Linked DNA regions of Homo sapiens: regions 1 and 3 are each linked to region 2. A link is a loop called in an ENCODE intact Hi-C map of the cell type or tissue named here. Cell type or tissue: ascending aorta. All regions are shown on one strand.

Region 1 (8,000 bases), 110 kb before region 2:
AAAGCAGAGAATTTTATTGAGTGATGGAAATGGCTGTCAGTGGAAAGGGGAGGTGAAGAGGGGACAGGAAGGGCAAGTGGTCTTCCCAGAAGTCAGGTCATCTTCTCCCCGAAGTCCAGCTGTCTCTTCCCTGACATCGAGCCGTCTCTCTTCTCCAAAGTCTGGCCAACTCTCTCCCCTACCAACTGAGTCTGGGGTCTTTATAGGCATAGGATGGGGGTGGGGCAGGCTGTAGTTAGTTTTGGAAACGGCAACATTCGATTGATAAAAAGACATTATTCGGAAAGAACCAATCGGGAGAGAGCATGCAAACAGGAATAGAAGTTCTCACTTCTGGCTGCAGGTTTCAGACTACTTTGGCTTGAAGGTGGGGTTTCGCTGTGGACCTGCCCCTGTCTGCCTAAAATCTCCCTGCCTCCTGTCTCTATCACCAGGTGTTAACAGTCTAGGAACAGCTTAGCAAGGCCCTCCGATCAGGGTCTTGTAAGGCTACAATCAAGGTGACAGCTAGAGCTGAGGTCTCATCTGATGTTTAGGGTTTGCTCCCAAAGGCATTGTTCGTCAAATTTGTTTCTCACTTCCACAGAATGCATATCAGCTTCAAGGCCAGGAGGAGAGACAGTATTTTAAAGAACCTGATTAGGACAGGTCTACTCAGGATCATCTCTCTTTTAATTAACTCAGAATCAATTGATTGGGGACCTTAATCACATCTGCAGAATCCTGTCACTTTTGCCATATAAGTAATCTAATCGAAGGAGGGACACCTGTGATATTCAGCGGCTGCCCCCATACTCAGGGGAGGGGAAAATACTGGAGGTACACACTGTTGGAGGTTGGAGAGTGGGGATCTTGGGAGCCATGGAGGACTTGACTCTACCATGGAGTTCAACACTTCCTAAAGGCTTTGAGCTCTTTAGCTGTGAGTAAGTAAAGACAGCACTGGTAACAGACAGGGACAAGTTCTATCTTCAGATAGGATGAGTGGTTCTAAATGCTACCTGTACTAGAATCATCCGGGAGCTTTCAAAAATGCTGAGCTAAACCCAAAGACCAGAGACAGTGATATGTTGGTCTGTGATGCTGCCTGGCACTCTAAGACTCCTCAGATGAGTATGCTGTGCAGCCAGGGTTGACAATCTAGCCTTGTAGGAAACATGTTTTCTCCCACTCAGTCCTAATGAAGGAGGCCATTCCAGAAAAAGGAGGGTGGTAACACAGTAGTGGCAGGTTTTGGACTTTACAGTTTGGCAAATGCAGAACAAGTTGCATCGTACAAAACTGTATCTCAGATGATCCTGAGAAAGGGAATCGGTTGGGGCAGATAATTCTTCTCACCACTTTTTTTTTTTTAAGATAAAAAGATGTAAATCTGAGACTTACTCCAGATCACATAGCTGCTAAGGAAAATAGCAAAACTAGGATTCCCCTCTCCATATTTACTGGTTGTCTAACTTTGGACAAATTGCTGAATTCCTCTGCTCCTCACTTTCCTCATCTATAAAAGAAGGGAACTTTAGTGCCCAGCTCAGAGCATCGTTGAGAAGATTAAGAGAGTTGCTTTGTGGAAACAAATGGCTTGAGCCCCAGGCTGAGGGGTCCAGTAACAAGTCCCTGGTGCTCAGAGTTAGAGTAGGACAAAAACTTTGTGACAGTACAGAAGAGCTTGGCCATCCTTGGAGTCTGGATTAGAATTTGTATACAATTGGATTAGATTTCACTGGGAATGGATTAAAAACTAAGGGGGGAAGGGTGCACTGTCTATTTGATATTCTTGATTGGGATTGGCTCTAGGCAAAGGCAGAGTTGAATTTGCTTCAGTATCCAGCTGCCACACGTGTCCTTTTGTCACATCTGAAGTGCTTTTTTATCATCCTCCACCCCGACTCAGACTAGCACCTCACTGATGCTCCTTCTGCCCTCCACCTCCCGAGAATCCATACTCTAAACAATTCCACCCTGGTCCTCACCCTTTCTCACAACTGAATCTAGGTATCATTTGTATAATTACTGTCCCCACACTGCAATATCTAGATCCCTTCCATTTTCAGACTCTAACTCTGCATTCTTAACTACGGACTTGCAGTATGCAGTCCTGCAGCCCATGAGCATCTCAAACTCCACAGCTAAATCTGTCCCCTTCTCAGCAAATGTGCTTTCACCCTCCTCAAGGCCAAATCTGGCACCTGGGGCCAACTTAGAATCCTCCGCTTCCTCACCCAGGTGGCCGAGCTCAGTGGGGTCCTTCCACATATGTGCCCATCTCCTCTGGCCCGTGGACAGTGCTTCAGGTGTTCAGTGATTTCAACAGCCTTCTCCATCTCGAGTCTTACCATCTTCTCTCCAACTGCTTCCTGCACAGCAGGCACAGTCACCCTTGTAAAACATTCCACAAAAGGGGCGATGTCACCTCCCTCTTTAAAAGACCTCATCACCTCTCTGCAGAGTTCCAAAGCTCTCCTCCCTCCCACAGCTTTCCATGGTGCAGTCCCCACAGTGGAAAGCTGTCCTTCCCAGGTCCCCACACCTACCATGAGACCAGTACCATCACAGCTCTGATCTCCCTCTGTTCCTGAGTCCCATCTCCCCTGCTAAACTGTGAGCTCTGTGAAGGCGAGAGTGGCTTGGCAGGTACAATGCCTATGTACAGTATGACTCAGTGAATATTTGTTTTGTTTATTGACGCTACAGTGCAACAAAACCTAGCTTCCCGGGGTATCTGTATTTCAAGCCATAAGCTTTTGAGGTAATGGAATATATTAACTTCTCAGCTCCAAGCTGGATTAATTCCCCTCCTCTGTTCTTCAGTGAGGCACCCATATGTATAGGCCACTTTTAAGACATTGTCTCAATCACGAAAAAATTCTTCAGGGTCAGTATTGTGGTGACCCTTTAACACATGGCAAAAGTATGGACTTTAAGAGAGTCTCAGTCTCTTCCTCTTAGAGCATAGGAAGAACCCAAACTAAAAATGCCCTATAGACTATGGACATCAGAGCAGGGTGATGGCTCTCCTCTGTTTAGAACCACAGAAGAGGAAAACAAGGCCAGCAGGCTGGCTCCCTTGATGTGGCCAAAGGAAGGACCTTCCAGTGGCAAGACAGGTCTCAGAAGCCCAGATTGGGGGCAGAGGAGTGCATGTTGGGGAACACCTGATCCAAGGAGAAGGCAGTGCTATCCATAAAGCTGCTTCATCTTGGTTATGTTTTCCTTCCATTAAAATAAGTAAAAATTTCATCTTAAGCATTTTTCAAAATTCCTTGAGCCAAATCTAGATTCTTTTTGAGGCTTGGGGGAGGCAAGGGAAATGCAGCCTGGTTGAATAATAATTAATGGCGCCCAGAACCACGGCTGTGCACACTGATGTTTTGCAGGAGCAGGTGACTGTGTTTCTGCCGTCTGGCTGAATCTCATCATCATGAGTGCTTTCGGATATAGAGCATGTTTCCAAAAATAAGTGCCCTATATTTCTCAGGGCTGGTAACTGTGCCAACAGCTGCAGCAGAACTAGGCAGGCACTGAAGAGGTTAAGCCAGCCAGCAGCATCTCATCAGTGGCCCAAATAGCTTAATAGCTCCATTTTCTGTGTGTTTCCAGTTCTCACCTACTTCCTGAGCAATTCATCAGGAGTGGAGGGGCATGTGCAGGATCGCCATGTAACGTGAATCCTGATTCCACGTTTGCCTTTTGTGGTCGGCTTTACAAAGTGGAAATGCTTCCAGTCGGTTTTATGACCTGCAGCCACCTGCCGGAGGAAGCTTCTGACAACCAGGCTTTCAAAAAGGCAGGATTGGTTTGTTTGTTTGTCCTGTGGGATCCTCCTCTCTCCTATTAATCTCCAATCAGCTAATGGCATCAAAAGATCGCCCTGGGTAGGAAGCAATGTGATAAAGGACAGGTGAAGGAAGTCAAGGAGAGAAATGATGTGGAAGGCTGGAGGGGAGGCTCCCACCCACAGACACAGGGGCCACAGTCGGCCCTGGACACACAGAACACCTTTAAGAAGGCATAAGAACTGGAAACCTGAAATTACTTTCTTCTGACATTGTCTCTTTCTGGATCTGCTCAGCTGGAAAGCCCAATGCAGAGCGATTTGTCTTTGTTCTGACTTCTGTTGTATTCCATGTAAAGCCATCACCCCAGGAGACTCGAATTTCCTGTGGATGTTGATGTGCCCATATCTGCAGTGACAAATCAGCGAGTAACTTATTTTTAGAGATCTTGTGTTCACCCTGCCAGAAATACCTTTTTTTCAAAAGGGGAAAATAAATTACAAACACGCTTTAGTCATCTCTCTCAGCCGTACAGTGTGAAAAATGTGTGATTTATGACCCTGTTTTCTCACAGCCTATTATATTTCCCTAAGCCTTTCCCCAAGGACTGCTAGGGTTTCCATTAGCCTACATGGCCATTTCAACACACATCACATTGAATACAGTTCCCAGGAAACTCGGCGTTTCTTGGATGGGAGTTGAAGTGTTGCAGGGAGCTCGGGAGGGGTGTGAGAGCCTGAAGCTGCCACAGTGGCCTTCCAGGCACCCAGAACAGCCCTGTACCACTGACTCCTTGACCAGTGCTCTCCTTCTCCTGCCGGGGGACAAGCCCTGCATTGTCTTGGTTCTTAAAAGAACTAGAGGTTAGCTGTGGTGGTTATATGGTGGAGGAATTAACTTGAGACAGGTTGGTTCCAGAAATCTTCAGCAGAGCCCCTTAAGTTAATAAAAATAAATGTGTGTGAGCTCTTTCAGGTTCTATGGTATTTTTAGAGCCTGGAATCCTGTCTGGCTCATAGTAACGTGGCTCATAGTTGCCTATGGTATCAACATGGGTATCATGGATATTCATTGATCGCCTATTAGTGCCCTTCATCACAAACTCTGTGGAAAGTACAGCTACACACTGTCCTTCACTGATTCTATTTTTTATTCATTCAATTAATATTTATCAAGCATCCTTTTCTGTACCAGCTATGGTTAGTCACAGGATCTTCGCTGATGGATGAGACCTAGTCCCCAGGTTGCTCACAATGTTGAGGGAGATACAGATGTAAATAAACATGAATCATGTGCTGAGTCTTGAACGATATTACGCAGAAAATGTTGCAGGGGTAGCTTGGTAGAGAATGACTAACTTGGAGCTAGAGGATTCTACAAACAGTACGATACTTGAATTGGACCAGAGGATAATATATTAGTCAGGGTTCTGCGGAGAAACAGAACCAATTGAATGTGTGTATGTGCATATGTGTGTGCACTGAGAGAGAAAGAGAGCGATGTATTGTAAGGAACTGGCTTACTCTATCATGGGGACGGGCAAGTCCAAAATCTGCAGGGTAGGCTGGAGACTCAGGGAAAACCATCAGTTCCTGTCCAAATGCAGTGTTCTGGCAGAAATCCTTCTTGCTCAGGAGACCTCAGTCTAAGACCTTCAACTTAAGACCTTCAACTAATTGGTTGAGGCCCACTACTTCAGGGAGGGTCATCTGCTGTACTCAAAGTCTACTAATTTAAGTGGTAATCCTCCCCACTGCTCCCATAATCACCTTCACAGAAACATCTAGAATACTGTTTGACCAACTATCTAGGTACTATGATCCAACAAAGCTGACATACAAGTTCAACCATCACAGATAGAGGCAAGACTTGGAAGGTCAGGAAAAGGAAAGACAGACTTTTAAGTTTTTTCACCGCCCTTCCTGGTCTTCAAGATGAACACCACATTCCTTAGCAAGCTAGTCAAGGCCAATCACGGAAGGCCCCTTGGCAGTGTCTTCCAGCCACACATTTGCCACTTCTCCATGTTAGATTCATACACCAGCCAGAGCCAACTACTTGTAGCTGCTGAAGGGGCTCTGTGCACTTGTAGCAGCGGGGGGCACCCTCTTCCCTGGCCCAGCCCACCGCCAGCCTGGACAACTCCCAGAACCCTGTACCCTGGGAAGCCTCCTCTGCTCCCCAGCTGAGTCAAAACCTTAAATTGCAAACCTTAAATTCTACAGTGAGGCATTTCAACTTTATCTCTGGTCAGAGGGAGTCATTAAAGTTTTTTAAGCAGGTCAGATTTTTAACTCAGATCTGGTCTGACTTTCTAAAAAATCACCATGGCAACAGACAAAGATGGATTCGAGGAGGAAGAGGCCACAGGCAGGAGCCAGGTGGTAAGGTAATGAACTCAGGATGGATTCAGGGAGATAAAACATGTATAATCAGGTAGAAAAAATATCAAAGCCAATGTGAAGATCATAAATTTATACCCTCAGAGTTCATGTGAGAGAAAAGAAAATAAGCATTTATGGAAACCCTGCTATGTACCAGAAACTCACACATACCACCTAATTTTATGCTCATAATAGCTCTTTTTAATAGTATAATTACCCATTTTCAAACCCGCAGAAAATAAATTCAGAGCAAAATTACCCTAAGTCCCAAACTAGATTCAATTCAGGTTTCATGAAGTCTGAAGTATTTTTTACAATTTTTGGCACTTCTTGGAGTACAAAATCATAAATATAAAAGTAGATATGAAACTGCACATATACTTAAAATGAGAAAAAAACTACCACTTCATTTTTTTATTTTTATAGATTCAAAGATACAAATGCAGTTTTGTTATATGCACATATTGCCTACTGGTGAAGTCTGTGCTTTCAGGGTACCCATCACCGGAACAGCAAACATTGTACCCAATAGGTAAGTTTTTCAATCCTCAAGCCTCATCCAGCCTCCCTGCTTTTTGAGTCTCTAATGTCTATTATTCCTCTCTGAAATTACAACTTTTAAAAGCAAACCAATAGATCCTAAAACCCAGTAAAATAACATGTTTTCATGAGTTAACTATCAACTTTTGTAATACATTTCCCCAAAATGTTTACGTGTATATTCCTTGATCTTTTCTATCACCATGGTTTTATAATATTTTCTATGAAAAGAATAGAAATATAATTCTACATATTTTTCTCAGCTTATACTTGATGAGGTGAGTTACCCCAGGGAACATTCCTTGAAGTCAATCCCATACTGGGCTAGCAATATATAAAAGCATATAAATAAAAATAAAAAGCAATATATAAAAGCACATAAACATACCCCTCTAAAACTAAATTAAATACATTCCTCACTCAACTTCTTTTAGCTACATCCCAAAATTGATCAGAAAAGAAAGAAAGTTTCTTTTACCTTCACAACTCTATTTTGTAATGTCATGTAAGTTTTTACGATTATTGTCAAATTTGGGAAGATTTTCATCAAGTTTCTTTTTAATATGATCTGCAAGATTTCAGAGCTTTTCAAGTCTTACTCAGTGACTCATCTTAGATTCTCTTTGAATTGTAAATGGTTGGTGCTTCTGGCTCCACTCAGATATGTTCCATGCCAGGCACCATAGGATTTTTTTGCCACAGGACGTCTAGCCCCAAATCCCTTTGTTACTATACCTGGTGAGATGAGTTAGCCCAGGGAACATTCCTCAAAGTCAATCCTATACTGGGCTAGCAATAGCTGACCAATATACAAAACCACATAAACCTACCCTTCTAAAACTAAATTAAATACATCCCTCACTCAACTTCTTAGCTATATCCCAAAATTGCTGGCTGCCCTTTCAATGGCATTTGAAGTGAGAAAACGTATAAGACAGGGAAAGTCAAGTGGAAAGATAAAATGGCCTTATTAACTGAGATGAAACAGCTTGTTTTTGCAAAATTTGAAAAATATGTATCTCAGTTAACATGTTGCTAGAGCTTCTCTCAATACCTTGGAAGTGGCCTATGCAAGAAGGGGCCCCAGTCAAAGTCAAAGTCGATGAGAATCAAGGTCAAATCTAGATCCACTAACTGAAAAGCCCATTCTTTTTCTAAAACTCTGAATAATCCTCAAAGCTACTTTTTAAAAATTTACCTTTTTAGCAATTTTTTAAAGTACTGTTCAGTGGCATTGAGTAAGCTCATATTGTTGAGCAACCACCACTGACATCAGTCTCAAAAGCTTTCATCTCGTAAACTG
Region 2 (8,000 bases):
TAGAGAAAGTGGTCCTGAAAGTTTCTATCGGTGAGTTTTCCCATCTGTAAAATAATCTATAGTTTTATTGTGAAATTTGAGTGGCATAATGAATGGGAGAAAAATATATTTATATGAACAATAGGTAAGAGAAATAAAATAGCCCAGATTCACCAATGGTGGAGTTAGAAGATATTTATTCTTCATCCCTGTCCCACCTGAATGCTTCTCAGCTGAGTAACTGAGCTTCCTGATTTGGTTGATTGTTCATGATGTGCTTCAAGTTCCTGAAACAGGAAGGAATTGTCCCTGTGAAAGCTCAGCTGGTTAGTTAACACAGGGTGAGAAAAGGAGAATTGAGGAACCCTGAATTTAAAAAAAGAAAGAAAGGAAATTCATATTATTATGAGCAAATGGATAACAGCAAGTGGATTTCTGAATGCTGCCTATCTGTAGGAATAAGTTTATTGTGCTTTGTTGTTATTGATGATTTTGTAAGGAAAATAATATTATAGTGCCAGAGGTACTCAGGAATTCCTCATGAATCTACAGACCAATAAAATAATTAAATAATCTGCTCCTTGTGTCTCTGAGTAATTAAACTAAAGGGTGCCAAAATATTTTATTTACCATTACACTTTGACAGAAGCAATCATCAGCATATAGCTTCCTGTATATAAACTGGCTTTGTGGTTCCTTTGGGAAGCAATAGATTTAAGTCGGTTTAGTGACTGTGTATTTACTACCTTGATCATAAGTAATGAACTCAATCCACTTAAAGTTTTACAACAGTAATTTGCATATTTGCCTTAAGATGGTAGTTTTTCTACTTCTATAAAGTTGACTGTTATTTGGACACTTTTATTTAACTCATTAAAATTTCTTTAAGATATCAACTTTGGCAGTATTTACGCAGAAAGGATAGTAAGTGTATAAGATATATATACACTATAAAAAGTGTACAATTTTTTCTGTTTCAAGGTAAAGTGTTTTAATAATGGCCACTGTCATTTATTAATTACTACAATTTATTAGGTATAACATGTCAGGCACTGGGGGAGATGCTTTTAACACATGCTCTCTACTTACAACAAACCTTGAAGATAGATACTATATAATTTTTTTTTTTTTTTTTTTTTTGAGAGGGAGTCTCTCTCTGTCACCCAGGCTGGAGTGCAGTGGCACCAGCTTGGCTCACTGCAACCTCCGCCTCCCAGGTTCAAGCGATTCTCCTGCCTCAGCCTCTCGAGTAGCTGGGACTACTGGCGCTTGCCACCACGCCCGGTTCATTTTTGTATTTTTAGTAGAGACAGGTTTCAACATTATGGCCAGGCTGGTCTCGAACTCCTGACCTCGTGATCCGCCCGCCTCGGCCTCCCAAAGTACTGGGATTACAGGTGTGAGCCACCGCGCCAGGCTGAAGGTAGGTACTATTACATCCATTATACAGAAGAGAAACAGAAGCCCACAGACTTTGCAACCCCCTCTGCGCCCCTCTACTATTAAGAAGGTGAGTCTTTCTGCAGTATTTCCTTTCTCTATCCCCACCAGCTATGGGTCTCTATCAGGTTGTTTGTTTCTGTTTTGTTTTGGTCACTTTTAACCACACTGTATGTATTTCACATTTATAAAATATAATTTTTCTTTTTTTTTTTTTTTTTTTTTTTTTTTTTTTTGAGACGGAGTCTCGCTCTGTCGCCCAGGCCGGACTGCGGACTGCAGTGGCGCAATCTCGGCTCACTGCAAGCTCCGCTTCCCGGGTTCACGCCATTCTCCTGCCTCAGCCTCCCGAGTAGCTGGGACTACAGGCGCCTGCCACCGCGCCCGGCTAATTTTTTGTATTTTTAGTAGAGACGGGGTTTCACCTTGTTAGCCAGGATGGTCTCGATCTCCTGACCTCATGATCCACCCGCCTCGGCCTCCCAAAGTGCTGGGATTACAGGCGTGAGCCACCGCGCCCGGCCATAATTTTTCTTTTTTTAAAAAATATCTGTGTAACACATTGTTCATTCAGGCAGTTCCGCAGAATTCCATGTGTCAGACATAATTAATACAATTGGGGAAATACTGAGTAAGCGTTTTCGGCCCACACTTTTGTTTGAACACAGTGCATTATACCCACTCGATTTTAGTTTAATTCCCGTGCTGTTTTACATTTCTGTAAACTCTTTGAGGGAGTTCTGGGCGCCCACTGTCTAGCTCAGAGTTCCAGGCTAAGGTAGGCACTAATGAATGCTGAATGAATTGGGTAGCCAGTTAATTGCTTTTTCCCCCCTAAAAAAAAAGTCTAAATTACTTGAATAAAAGTATTTGCGGATTTTTAAATAATACATTTAATGGCAGATCTCTGTCTCCAAAACGTGTGTCCTTCTAGCGACTGAGGGTGTGGGGTGGGGTGAGGGGTGACTAACCAGTCCCCCTGAGATGGGCCCAACCTTAGCAATATTATCCATCTACCTGGGATTCCCCTACACCTGAACAGCTCTTTGGGTCCGCGAGAGAACCAGCGGGGTGGGGCACCCAATGCCAGGAGTGCGCGCGGAGAGACACGCTGAAGTTCACAGGAGAGTATTTACCAGCAAACAAAGGGCGGCGCGGTTTGGGGTCCTAGGACCAGCTGCCGCCGTCTCGAGAAAACGCAAGGGCCGCGGTGACAAGTGGACATTCCGCACGCGACCAGACCGACACTCGATGGGCACCTCCCCGCGGCCCCGCCCGCAGGCTCCAGCTGCCCAGCTCGCAGCCGCCCACTGGCTCCGGAGGCTGCTTCAACCACTTGTCCCGCCGGCTTCTACCCCAAGAACTTTCCGTCCCTCTTGGGGTTGGGGACCGGCAGTGTGGAGGGGCGGGCAGGTGGGGGTCTCCAGGGAGCACCGTCACCGGACTTGGCGAGCTACCCTTCCCAAATGAAAGGTGGCCCGCTCCCAAGTCCATCCCATATCCTTAGAGAAGCTCTGGGAGCGAGGGCCAGGCGGCAGTGCGGAGCCTGGTTGAGCGAGATGAACAAAGGGAGCTAGCGAGCCGGGGAGGATGCTGCGCTCCCCTGCGCCCCACCCAGCCGGCTGCCAGGCGCTGCCAGGCGCGCAGGTAGCCCGGCCTTCCGCGCTGGCGGGGGGAGGTGTTGGACAGGGTACACAAAGACTCACTTCCGCCGGGGCAGGCGCCGGGACTCCCTCCTGGCCGCCCACAGCCTGTGCGCATTCCTGCATTCCTGCCGCCGCCCGGGACCCGAGTGCCCCGGAGGTGTCCAGGCGCGGTGCCAGGCGGGTACTGTGCAGGTAACCTTCGGAAGAACTAGGGCTGGATGGAGGCGGCGGCCGGGGAGAAACACGCCTTTTTAGGCAGCCGTGCTGCCCCGCACCGCCCCACGCAGCCCAAGTCTGCAGTCACTCTCCGCGACAAGCAGAAATCCGCGCGCAGCCAGGGAGCGCCCCGCCTGCGCTCGCCGGCGGGCCGAGCTGCCGGGCCGGGGGCGCGGGGAGGGGGCAGCCCAACTTCCCAGTGCCCGGCTCCCGCCAGCTAGGTGAGCCTGGAGCGGGAAGGATGAAAGGGATCGCGGAGAGGGAGGGGGCTCTGGGGCGAGCGGAGCTCGGGGGCGGGGCGCGGCGCAGCCTCGGTGCGTGGGCCGGGAACCGCCGCCTCTCCCCGGGGCTCGGGGCCGCGGTTCCTCTGGCCGCGGGAGCCGCCGCCGCGCTGCCCGAAACAATGAGGCGTGCAGCGCGGGGCTGAGCGTAGCCTCCCGCCGGCTTTGAGGCCGAGCCACCCGCTGTGCCCCGCCGCCCGCGCTTGCAGCTGCCGCCGGCGCGGAGCAGCGCTGGCCCCGGAGAGGTGATCCCGCAGGCCGCCTGGGACGGGAGCGCGGGGCAGCTCCGAGACCCCACGGTGGCAGGAGGAGGACTCGAGCCTGCGGCAGGACGACTCCCGCCGCGCACTCGCCTTCTGCAGCCCCCAAGTTCCGCGGCGTGAGTCGGGGACCCCGGCCAGGGTCCCAGCTCTAGCGGGCGCCAGCGTGAGTGTGGGAGCGCGTAGCGCGCGCACCCGAGCGGCTGCCGGGGAATAAAATGTGACACGCACGCCTTGGACTCCAGTGCCGCGCTGCCAGGGGGAGCACCGAGCACCACGGTGTCGTGCGCTTCGAGGCGCGGCGTGGGAAGAAGGCTGGTAAGGGAGGGCACTGGGTAAGGGTTGGCGACGCCTTTCTTGGTGGCGCTGCAGCCTCCGCGCTGCTGTGCGCGGAGTTACACTCCGTGTTTAGGAGCGAGACCCGTGTGTGGGGAATGTTGAAGGTGGTTTGGGGAAAAGCAGGAAATTCTGGAGAAGCGAACGGGAGGACGGCTTGCGCTTTGGGGACGGGCGGATACAGTTGTGCCCCTGTGGCTCAGTAAAGGTGATCTTTTATTTTGGCTCTTTTGGCTCTGGAAGGGAGTGAAGATTTTTGTCTTTCTTCAGCCAACCCCCGTACAAAACTGCACTTCTTAAAGGTTAAAGTGTGTTCTGTTCATTTCTGGTTCTCTGTGGCTATAATGTTTGGGGTAGTAGGGATCTTTAGAATCCTAAATACCCGAGTGTTAATTCTTATGTAGTTGGCAGGCGGCAAACTCCGCTTTTGGGTTTACTTTCCGCGGTGTTACGGAGTGGATATTTGATGCATTCTTTTGAGTAGGGAGTGTGACGTCCATCTCATTCGGATTTGCCGGTTCTGTGTTGGGGGACTGAGTGAAGTTAAACTCAATGGCTCCCGCAAGTGCTGCCTTCCAAAGAGCTGAATAGCTGTGTTTGGAGAAGCTGTGCTTTCCAGGAATTTAAATGAGACTTTTTGTGATTGCCTTCCAGGTCTCTCCTCCTAGTACCATATTTGTTTTGTCAGGCTGAACTTTCAAAGCTGTTTTGTAATCTGAGAAGCACTTTTGGGGGGAAAGTAATGCTTGGCTGGATTTTTGTGAACTTATTTTTATTGGACATGCGAAAAATTTGGCGAGAGGCAAACCATATTTGGTTGAAATCATTGTCTTTTGCACCACTGCCGTTCTGACCATAAAGGGGCATGCTGACCCTCCTCGCCGAGGACTGCCTGCTTGGGTGAGGGGGGTCTTTGGTGGGCTGGAAGCACATTTTGTATTTAGAGAACTTTCTGCACACTTGAAAAACCCCATGCTGGTTACTTTGATGCTTCCCTTTTTTGAAATTCTGATCAACATTTTTTGCCAACTTGAAATATAATTTATGACCAAGGAAGAATTCCAATAAAGTGAAGTGCTATATATATATGATGTATATGTATATACATACACATATGTATATATGTGTGTGTGTGTATGTATATATATATATATATATATATATATATGCGCTGCAAATTTAGGGTTAAAACTTTTTTTAAAAGGAAAACTGATGTGTGGCCTTGAACCTGTTTTTACCCACTCTCCTTCCCCCATTATTTTTCTGGAACTGACAACCAAAATTTTTATATACCACTTGAGGAATTTTGTACTAATGCATTAAAAGAAACTGTTGGCAAAGGTGAATGGATATTGTGCTCAAAACTGATGAAAGTCTAAAATAATAGGTGAAGTGCCTTGAATTTTACTGCAAAGTTAAAAAGGCACTCTATCCAATTTTTGCCGCAATAGATACAAATGGTAGCATCTTACATTTTTGCTTGGTGCTGTGAAAGCTTCTGGAGTTTTGAGTTAAATGTCTTGTAGAGATTGTGATAGGAGTCACTGCTTTATATGGAGTACTGAGCTCCACAGTTTAGAGAGGCTTTGGATGGATACTCCTGGAAAGAGTGAGGTCAGAGCAAGGACCAACATTTGGTGAGTTTGCTATGTGGTGCACAGGATCTAGGAAGCAAGGATACAAAATTCAGGATTTTTAGACTAGAGGATTCAAAGTTGAGACAATTTAACATTTGAAAATATGTGAATGATTTATTATGCAGAAGAGGGCAGTTATCTGTGTTGAGTTTCTGATGAGGATAATTAAGAGGGAAAAGGTTTACTCTGTGGGGTGAAGACATAAGTTGAGTCTAGGGAGTTGTGGCCAATCCAGCCAGCAAAGATTAAATAGCGAAGGGACTGCTGAAAAAATTCCTGTACGTGCTTGTTTCTGGAGGTTCCACCCCCCCACCCCCGAGTTTCTCTTCTTTCTGAGATGATTTCAGTGTGTGAGGCTCTGGTCTATTGCTTATACTGATACTGACTGAAATTTTACCCTCCAGGTTTAGAATTTATCCAAGCATTTCTCAAATGATTAAATCTTTTCTGAAAGACAAACTGATTTCTAGGCTTCTGCCACTCCTTCTTAGGTAAATAAATGATAGGTTCCTTTCCAAAAACTTGGAGATATTTGTCCTCTGGGAAGCTCTTAATTAGTTTGCAGATTGCTACCTCATGGGTGAGACTTTGAATAAAAATATCTTATGCATGATAATAAGGACAGTCTTTGTTAATGCATTTGCTCTTTAAATGTATTGTGTTATTCCTGATTGATTGAGTTTTTTCTTTTCCTGGATTTTCTGTAATATGATCTTAAAATTTAATTGCTTAAATTAAATTAAGTACTTAATTCAGCATGCATAAATGTCTAAGGGAATCAGATAGTACCCTCATGGCAGGTGTATGTTAAGCTTTGATTTTCTAAGCATTGAAATCTGAAATCTCATCCCTTAAAAAAAATGGGATGAAATTCCCAAATGACTATAAAAGTAACAATTGCATATAATTATATACTAATTTTGGAAAGTGGAAGGGAAACACAGATGCATATTTGCACAGAAATTTTCAATGTTCTTACACCAATTTTTGATATCAATGCCAAACACTGAATGGGCTGTAGATGACCAGCCACTGTTAGTGGATTACCACATTTTCAGTTTAATATACCTACCATTTTTCCGAAAGCTCTCCTTCCAACTTTTGAGAAATTTCTTTCTAAATGTTATTAAGTACACAATGCGAAGATATCAGTGTTAGAGAAACACGGATTTATTATGCCCCTTACAAAATTTGAAATTTACCCTTGCTTGGTCCCAGCCACCTCCCACCCCTCCCATTGAATTGATAGGGGAACAGTTGCAATTCAAAATACTTGGCATCTACCTAGTCCACAGGTGAAATACATTTAAAGGGGATGAAGTATGACCTGGGCAGTCCTAAGGCTTTGCAGGAGTTGGTGATCTGGTCCAGCTCCAGCATTGGTCCTAGCCCTGGTGAAAGCAGGGTCCCAGCAGTTGTGACTATTATCTTCACTTTGCCACCTGCAGGTTCCTGATTATCCCACAGTACCCAGGGCCTACTGGTTGGTTGGGAGAATTGTTCTGTGTATGGAAATGACATCAGAGGCATGCTGCCCACTGCGGAGGACTTCTATCTGGACGGAACTGTTCTGTGCCATCCTGGCTTCTGCTGCCCTCTGTGGTCTTGTCTAGGGAAGAAGTCCAAATTGAAGGCATGCAGTGGCTTTACAAAGCTAGAAGCATGTGAAGGCTAGGTTTGTAGTTTTGCACTGGACTTTCTTAGAGAGCAAAGGAAAGCTATTGGCCAGTGCTTCTGCAGCGACCAGCACTGGAGAAAGACAGCCTTATCAGAGCTCAGTTTCCAAGGCTGGAAAAGGAAGGCTTATATTAAATCCTTTCCCACATGTCTTCTGGTGTGAGATTCCACAAAACTGATAATTGTAAGTTGTGGCATACTTAAAAGCTAATTCCTGTGCAGCCTCAGGAGATGGTAGTAATTCAAAGAATAATAATAGTAACTAATTTGCACTTATGATGTACTACATCCTGCCATTTGCTTTGCACAGATTATCAAAGTGTACTTTAGCCACAATCCTGGGAGGTATCATTGTGCCCATTTTACAGGCGAGAAGACTGAACCTCAGGAAGGTAAAGTGCCTTGGCAGAACTGGGATTTGAACCTGTGTCTGGGTGTCCAAAACCCATGCTATTAGACTGAGATCCCCTCAACAGAGGAAAACAAGAATGACAACTCCTGTAATTGTGTGGGGCCAGAGACCAACTA
Region 3 (8,000 bases), 1.0 Mb before region 2:
AGCTTGATTGAAGATGAAACTCCCAGTTTTAGTCTGTGAAACAAAAATCAGATCCTTTTCAAAAACAAGCTTTTTAATGTTAATTGTGAAACATTATTTGTAAGAATTTTCACATTAAATAACATGACCTTGCCATGCTAGCTCGAGTTCGTTAACTCACACAGCAGAAACATTCATGGAAACAGCTTCAAATTCCTACCAGCTCTCAGCAAGTCCTCCAGATCACCCAGTCTCATATCCTTACCCCAAAGAATGAACAAGTATACTCTGCTGACATTAAGAGAATCCCTAATTGCTCCTATGAATAGTGAATTATCAATAGGATGTAATCAAGGGGATTCTGATTTTCTAGCCACTTGTTTTAAATTGTTTGTTGGGGGAGGGGGCAAAAAAGAAAAAAGGTATCACGTCGCCCTCTGCTGGTGAACCCACATAATTAATGAAAACAGGTTAAGATTTGGGAAAGATAAAATATTTTACTACTGTTTACTAAATCAAAGGTCCTGGGTGGTTCCACTTAATTATGTGAAGATAAGTTTAAATCTTGACATAATTTTATTATATTTATTTTAAATTTTATTGCTTAGCTTTTGTATAGTCTATTTTTAATGAAAGCAAGGCCATCACAAACAACTACCCCAGGTTGGCATCGTTGGGTGTATAAAGGAAAAGAAGGTTTTTCCCATTCTGTCTCAAATCATGTGATCTGGCTTTGTAGATTAGCAAAGTCTTGAGCACTACTTGAAATTGACTTGAGAGACTCAGAGGTATGAAGAAAATACTTCAGCATCAACTGTCAGATAAGGCCACAAGCTCTCTTAGTAACAGCAACACAGTATGAATTTAGCAAATCACTTATTGTCTCTTGGTCTGTATTTTCTCATTTATAAAAAAATGAGTTAGAAGGCCTAGCAGATCTCTAGGTTTTAAAAGATTGTAAATCCATAGTTTTTTATTTTATTTTATTTATTTATTTATTTATTTTTTTGAGACGGAGTCTCGCTCTGTCGCCCAGGCTGGAGTGCAGTGGTGCGATCTCGGCTCACCGCAAGCTCCACCTCCCGGGTTCACGCCAATCTTCCTGCCTCAGCTTCCCGAGTATCTGGGACTACAGGCGCCTGCCACCACGCCTGGCTAATTTTTTGTATTTTTAATAGAGACGGGGTTTCACCGTGGTCTGGATCTCCTGACCTCATGATCCTCCCGCCTCGGCCTCCAAAAGTGCTGGGATTACGGGCATGAGCCACCGCACCTGGCCCATCGTTTTCTATTTTTAAAATTTTAAGTATACATTTAATGAAAAGCGTAAGCTCCCCCCCAACTTTTTTTTTTTTGGACGGAGTCTCGCTCTGTCACCAGGCTGGAGTGCAGTGGTGCGATCTCGACTCACCGAAACCTCTGCATCTCGGGTTCAAGAGATTCTCCTGCCTCAGCCTCCCGAGTAGCTGGGATGACAGGCACGCACCACCACGCTCAGCTAATTTTCTTTTTTTTTTTCTTTTAGTAGAGATGGGATTTCACCATGTTAGCCAGGATGGTCTCGATCTCCTGGACCTCGTGATCAGCCCGCCTTGGCCTCCCAAAGTGCTGGGATTACAAGCATGACACACCGCGCCCGGCCAGCCCTCTCTTTTAAAGAACTGTTTCCCCTTTGCTCAGCCCCACTTAGAAACAGGTGGAGCAGCGTGTTCCCTTCATAAGCCACCAAGAAGACCGCAAGCTCAGACTCAGGGAGAGCAGAAGGAGGCCCATCCCATGCTCTGGGAACAAACAGTGCTGTCAGAGGGTGGGTCCCATAGAATTTTGTGAATTTGCTGGTCTCTCTCCGGTCCTGTACAGACACATTTCCTTGTGTTACCACATTGGCCTATAAGAAGCTGCCCACCTTCCTCCTGTCAAACTTTAACTCTCTAATCATCCCTTTTGAATCAATTTTCAAAAAAAATACCAAAGGTCAGTAAAAGATACCACTATCCCTCCAGGTTATCTCCCAAATACCCAGGAATCAACTGAAAATCATTCTGTCTCTCATATCTGCACCATATTGCTCTTCTGTGACCTCACTTTCTCCATCTCTGTCATCTCTCTAGTCTAAGCCACCATTGTCTTTAGCCGGAGCTCCCGAGCGGCCTCAGATCCGGTCTCTGCTTTCACTCTTGCCCTCTCCTCCGACTGTCCATTCTCCACTTATCACCAGCCAGTGTGGCTGTCTTCAGAGGTAAATCAGGCTTTGTCGTCTCCTACTTATTAACTTCCTTCAATCACTTCCACTGCACTTAAAATACACCCCAAACTCCTTATCCCCCTCTGGCCCTGCTTACTTTTCCAATCTCTCCTGATGCACCTCCCCACAATCCATGCATTCCACCCACTGACCTTCCTTCTCTCCTTCAGGCTCAGTGCTTGTCCTGGCCATACCTTTTGCAGGGGATGCCTCCCGTCCCACCTCAACTTTTTACTTGCCTGCTCCTTCTTCATGTTCAGTTCTGAACTCACGTATCAGTGCCTCAAAGAAGCTGTCTGTGACCAGCTTCTGCATGCTCCCCTCACCCTGTCCCTTTCACCTTTTAACATGTCACCCTATTTTCTAGGGCTTATTGTAAGCCAAACTCCCTGGTCAGTAAGCCACTAGTTTGTTCCCTGTCTCCCAGCTGGAAGCTCCTGGAGGGTAATAACCTTGACTCTCCAGTTTTCCTGCTGTGTTCAAGAGACCTAAAAGAGTTAAAAAAAAAAAAGTGCTCCATGTAAGCACTCAATGAGATTTTACTTGATAAAGGAATGCAGAAACAATGGAAGATACTGATCTTAGCATCCTGTGAGATTCAGAACTATTGAACTTATAATTATTGCCATTCTTGGAGGCTGACTTGGAGACTAGTCTATAAAGTCTCACTCATGTCTTCAGGTCTTTCCTGGGCACCTTATGGCAGATGGGTAGCTCATGTGTCCCTCATCTAGGGAAACTCCCTGTGTTTTTCCCCGCTGTTCCCTCTCCACCTGTGTTTTCTCTTCTGTGTGTTTTCATATCCACTGTGTTTACTTTTTATCTTCTATCTTATTACATAGTATTGCTATTAATGAAATATATTTGTGACTTCTCTGCTAGACTGAATGTCTTGGTAGTAAAGGTCACTTTTAATTTGTTTCTGAAGGCTTAGGAAAGCCTCTGTACAATATATATGACAGATAAATGGTGCGTAAGTAAATGTGAAAGTGTACTAAAAATCAGAATCATGGTGTTTCTCAATGACAGTATGGCAGGACGTATAACACGGAATGCCCTTGAATAATTTGAAGACTATCACAGTTTATAAACAAAGTTAATGTGTAAAGCCATGGCACATGATAACTGTAATTAAATAACACTGAAATATTATTTGATGCTATCAACATCTCTACCCCTAGCAAGCTTTTCCGTCTTGTTTTGCTGTAGACCTCCACCCTTATCTCCATGATGCCACTGTAATCTCTGATTCTGTGCTGGGAAACCCATCCTTTTAAGGTGCTTATAATTGAGAGCTTGTAAACATGTCTTTAGTGAAGCCTTCCTAGTGTCATTTAAAGTGGACATTTTCACCCGTCCTCTCACTCACACACTTCACATGTAATATGAGTGCATAATGCAAGTGCTTTTGTGTTCCATTTTTCCTTTCTGTCAACTTGTAGCTCAGACATTTGATAGGAACTTGTTGAATGTGATTGGCATGTAGTTCAGCTTCTTCTGTTCCTGTAAGATTTGTCCTTATCTTGAGGAGCTTGGCAGAAAGCAGGGGCCACGATTTCCTGACATTGTGTCGTCTCTTCTCTGCGTTCCCTTGATCTTTTAGAGGGGCATAGGCATCACGTTTCCTGCATTCCTAGGAAAAACCACCCAGTTCTGAAGAGCCAGCTCTGTCTCCGAAAAGCTTGACCAGTGCTGATCATAGTTGCTCTACTGTAGTATCTTGACTGGATATTCCCAATTTATTCTACACTACTTCTAAAGATCTCATTATTGGTATTCTAAAAAAAAAATGCACAAAACAGAAGATAAAGATAATGCCCAAACTAAGAGAAATATAGGACTGACGAGCAAGTTACCTTGCCATTTAGCGTGAGGAGCCTGGAGTTCCCTGTATTTTTTCTTCTTCCAATTTAAACTTTTAGCCAAACCAGTTACTTGGGTTTCTTCTGCTTTGCTGCATTTGAATCAGTAGAGGGAGGCAGAGGAAAAGGCTTCAAAGAAACTAAGACAGAAATTACACAGAAAACTCAATATCTGTGTAGGTTAGTATTCTGTACCTTTTAAAAGACAACTTTGAGCCCAAATGTCAAATCTAATGGTGAAGCAAATTAGAATGCTTGTTTTTCCAGGCCCTCATCTTGAGGATAAATGTATTACGGATAATTTAGTAAATGCATTCATTGGCTAGGAGTTGATTGCTGATTGAATTTGATGTCTTCTGTTTTTGTGTCAATTAAAGACATTCACAAATAATTATTTTGTTTCTTCTCGTCTCCTTTCAACTGAGTTTTCACTGGAAATATCCCGAGAAAATCAATTCCTTACTGGTCTCCCAAATTTCCTCTTATGGACAGTAGAATAGCATTTTTAAAGTTTTGAAGTTGGCATTAAGCCATGAACATTGCTAGGAATCAAAGCATATAGTTCTGTTCATCTACCATATGAGCTAATGTGGCAATGTGCCAATTACATAGCCAAATCCTCCCCCTTATCCCTTTTAGGGAGTGGATGACTCAATCTTTATATTTTAAAAAGAAAGAGATCTTAATGCTTCTGGCCACAGAGTTGTGCCTGAGATTTGAGTTCCCTTCTGTTATTTCGCTGAGCCTGCCCATGAGCCTGCCCATTCAACAGTCCCTACACCTCTGTCTCTCTGAAAAGGAATCTGAAAATGGTAGGGTGGCTCTGTTTCTCAAAAAATAAACAAATAAATAGCAATGACTGTACTTACTCTGAATGTAGTGACATGGTTGACTTTAGGCAAGATTCTGAGAAGGTGATATTTCTCTTCAATGTATCTCCTTTCTTTTCCTCTCCTAGGTACCCACAGAGAGAAATATCTCTCCCTCTCTCTCTCTCTCTCTCTCATCCTAATAGCTCTAGGTTTGCCCTCTGCAATCCAATATTCCAGTCTGCATTACTCTTGAATCATTTAGACATATTGATTTGATAGCCTGCATTGTAACAGGAAGGCCATTATGTATGAAATAAACGTATATTGAGTTGGTTCTAAAGTTTTACTCTGTGACCCCTTCAATCAGAGCTCCTTCCACCCCACATTCCTAGGGCCTGTGTCCCCAGTACGGATCTGTAAGTACTGGGATACCAGCCAATATATACTGTGATCACTGATTGTTCTTTTTGGAGTATTATTCCTTGCCCTGGATCTGTGTAAGTTTTCCCAGAAAGACTCATCTGTTCTGTAGCTCATTTCTCCTAAAACACAGCAAGCAGCCTTATGTTAATACATGTCAAGGTATAAATGATTCATCAAGCCTTGACATATGACTTTTTAGGGGTTTTGTAGGTTTGTGGGATCTTTCTGGCTACATAGGCATTTTTACCCAGAGGGCTACATGTTGGACAGTTAAATTCTGAGCATGAGCAAGCCACAAAGCAATGTTCCTTGTTCTTTGCTTTGTTTCTCAGGCTTCTCCCTGTGCATCTCTTCTCTCTGTGTTCAAACTCAGGCAAAATGCATGATCTCAGTGTGTCTCTCTCTATGCGAATACAGAAATGAGTAGTCTGGATGAAATGTGCTCTTCTTTCCTTTCACATCCCGGCACTGCAAAGCCTTGCCCAGTTCTGTCTCAGATATAGGCCAAAGCCTTCTACGAAAGTATACAAAACTGGCCCATAGATTAAAAAGTCCTCTGGGCCTCTTCTTTAATCTCCCTGGGGTAGTGAGGCAAACACATCTGGAATGGGCTTTAAATATCTGCAGAGAGTTCTGTTTAAAGAAAGACTGTGAGCAAGCGAACACGGTTCCTGCCCTCTGCCTCTCAGCTTTAAGAGGAAATGGAAAGAACTGAGGCAGGAGAAAATGGCAGGCCTCTCCCTCAGGCAAGAGTCACCACCTGGAAGCTGAATTGTGAAAAGCAAACCTGGTGTTTTCTCCTTTCCCTTTAATTACAGAACAACCAGCATTTCATTTCAGTGTGCAATGGAATACTGTTCCTCTTTCATTAAATATGTACGTTCCATCAAATATGGATAAGCAATGGGCCTTGCTAGGGAACAGTGAGTTACAGTTTTCCAGTCTGGCCTAAATTATTTATGTTGGTTTTATGATCTAGAAAGCAAATGTATGCATTCCTAATACTCTTTCTAGATGTTTTACATTTTCCAAGTAATATGTAACAAATCCTTTCATTTCAACCATGAAAAGCCATAAGCCTATTTAGTACATTGCAGAAATGAGTAAGCCATTATTATAAATCAGAACCCATAGCCAGATCCACACAACTGTCCTCCATGTATCCCTTCATGTTTGACCCATTCTGGTTTGAATTTTCTGTTGACTCTACCACTGTGGCTTATTGGTTTGATATACTGTTATCTTTCTTAGGCACAGGAGGTGGAGTTCACTTAAAATACAAGTAAACTAATTGTGGCTTCTGTGCAGAAATGATAGATAGAAACTTTAAAACGTGTAGTCTTTAGTGAGAAAAAAAAAAGCAAGCAAAGAGAAACAGTAATTCATATAATCATAAAATGTGATTAAATCTAGCACTGTGAGTTAATTTAAAATACTACCCAGTGTAATCAATATTTTATTTTTATGATCTCATAGCGGAAAATGTGTTTTCTTTGCTAGAAGCTTTGTAGTTTTATTGGCTATGTCTAGGTTTATAAAAATGTGAAACATATTTGAAAAAAAAACCCTTTCCCCCATCCTAATAATCTAAAACTGAAATTTAAAATGTAGATGATTAAACATACTATCTCCTATATGGAATCATATCAAATCAAAAGTCATGTATCATTTCTGGGGTTACTAATGAGGAGGAATACTAGGGCATAGATTTCATTGCTTTTATTAAACTAATGAATATTTTATTCCTGAGAGTATTTACATTACACGTAGGATACATATTCTCTGCAGATGTATTTAGGTTATTCAATATTTAACAACATTCTTCTTTTTATGACTCCCTTCATGTGTATGTGTAACTAACATTTATATAAAGCTTTACATTTGTAAGACAGTTTCAAAATGCATTATCTCATTTCATCTTTAGCATAGCTTTGAGGTAGGAATCACTAGCCACATTTTACAGATGAGGAAGCAGGGACTTGGAGAGATTAAATTTCCTTGCTAAGCTTACACAGGGTAGAAAGTGGCAGAGTGGGACACGAATCACAAATTCAGGTCCAGGTTTTGAGTCTGGTGCACTTCGGCCCCTGCAAATGCCATTGCCTTTTGAAGCTTTCTCATCTCAAGGATGATATGCAGATTTACAGGTAGCCCATGTATTCTTACTTTTTCCTCACTTCTATATCTAAAATTACCTATTTGTTATTGGGGCAAAATGTAAAATGAGTACAAAATTTCCATTTTAAAATTTTACCAAACTAGTTCCACACTCAGCCCACATTCTGCTCTTATTGAGATGGCTTTGCATCTGCTTGTCTCCTCTGCTGGCATGTGAATTCCTAGAATGCAGATGTATTATTATCTTAATCCTTGCTATGCCTAGATCAGTGCTTCATATACGTATAGTTGATGTTCAAAAATGTTTGTCATTGATAATGCAGAAAAAGCTAAGATAAAGCTAATGTTCTCTGGATGCTAAGCTATATCTAGCTTCCTTCCATTTGTTGAGTTGAAAATTTTATGCCAAACATACAAACAATTTGAAACCAATTAAACTAATTATTAAAACTAGACTCTTTTTACTGTATCTTAGATTTAATAAAAATTTACATGTTGATGAAATTACAGTTGAAAGAGGTCTTAAAGATCCATTTTGCTTATCTGTTTTCTGAGATTATT

Evidence for each region. Hi-C counts contacts between places; a loop is a spot of excess contacts. Peaks named below come from ENCODE experiments on the same cell type or tissue, not always from the same donor. Only the 100,000 strongest peaks of a DNase experiment are listed, where the experiment ranks them.
Region 1: it touches region 2 in a loop (3.0-fold over the local background); 4 of 110 quality-filtered maps call a loop at or near these places.
Region 3: it touches region 2 in a loop (2.8-fold over the local background); 2 of 110 quality-filtered maps call a loop at or near these places.

The regions. Positions count from the first base shown.
Region 1 is chr2:106,992,038-107,000,037 of GRCh38, reverse strand. No RefSeq gene overlaps it. Among named protein-coding and RNA genes, the nearest start is that of ST6GAL2, 110 kb to the right of the region's middle. In ascending aorta, no CTCF peak of the experiment used is centred here; a DNase peak (open chromatin) is centred at 4,467; H3K4me3 peaks cover 1,515 bases; H3K27ac peaks cover 1,758 bases.
Region 2 is chr2:106,882,233-106,890,232 of GRCh38, reverse strand. ST6GAL2 (ST6 beta-galactoside alpha-2,6-sialyltransferase 2) reads left to right here and starts at 4,066. Exons shown (of 6, transcript NM_001142351.2): 1 at 4,066-4,140. LOC124907864 (a long non-coding RNA gene) reads right to left here and starts at 3,700. Exons shown (of 2, transcript XR_007087169.1): 1 at 3,126-3,700. In ascending aorta, CTCF peaks have their summits at 4,132 and 7,333; DNase peaks (open chromatin) are centred at 2,662, 3,012, 4,102 and 4,667; H3K4me3 peaks cover 6,058 bases; H3K27ac peaks cover 4,926 bases.
Region 3 is chr2:107,929,387-107,937,386 of GRCh38, reverse strand. No RefSeq gene overlaps it. Among named protein-coding and RNA genes, the nearest start is that of SLC5A7, 53 kb to the left of the region's middle. In ascending aorta, CTCF peaks have their summits at 413 (motif pointing left) and 4,199 (motif pointing right); no DNase peak of the experiment used is centred here.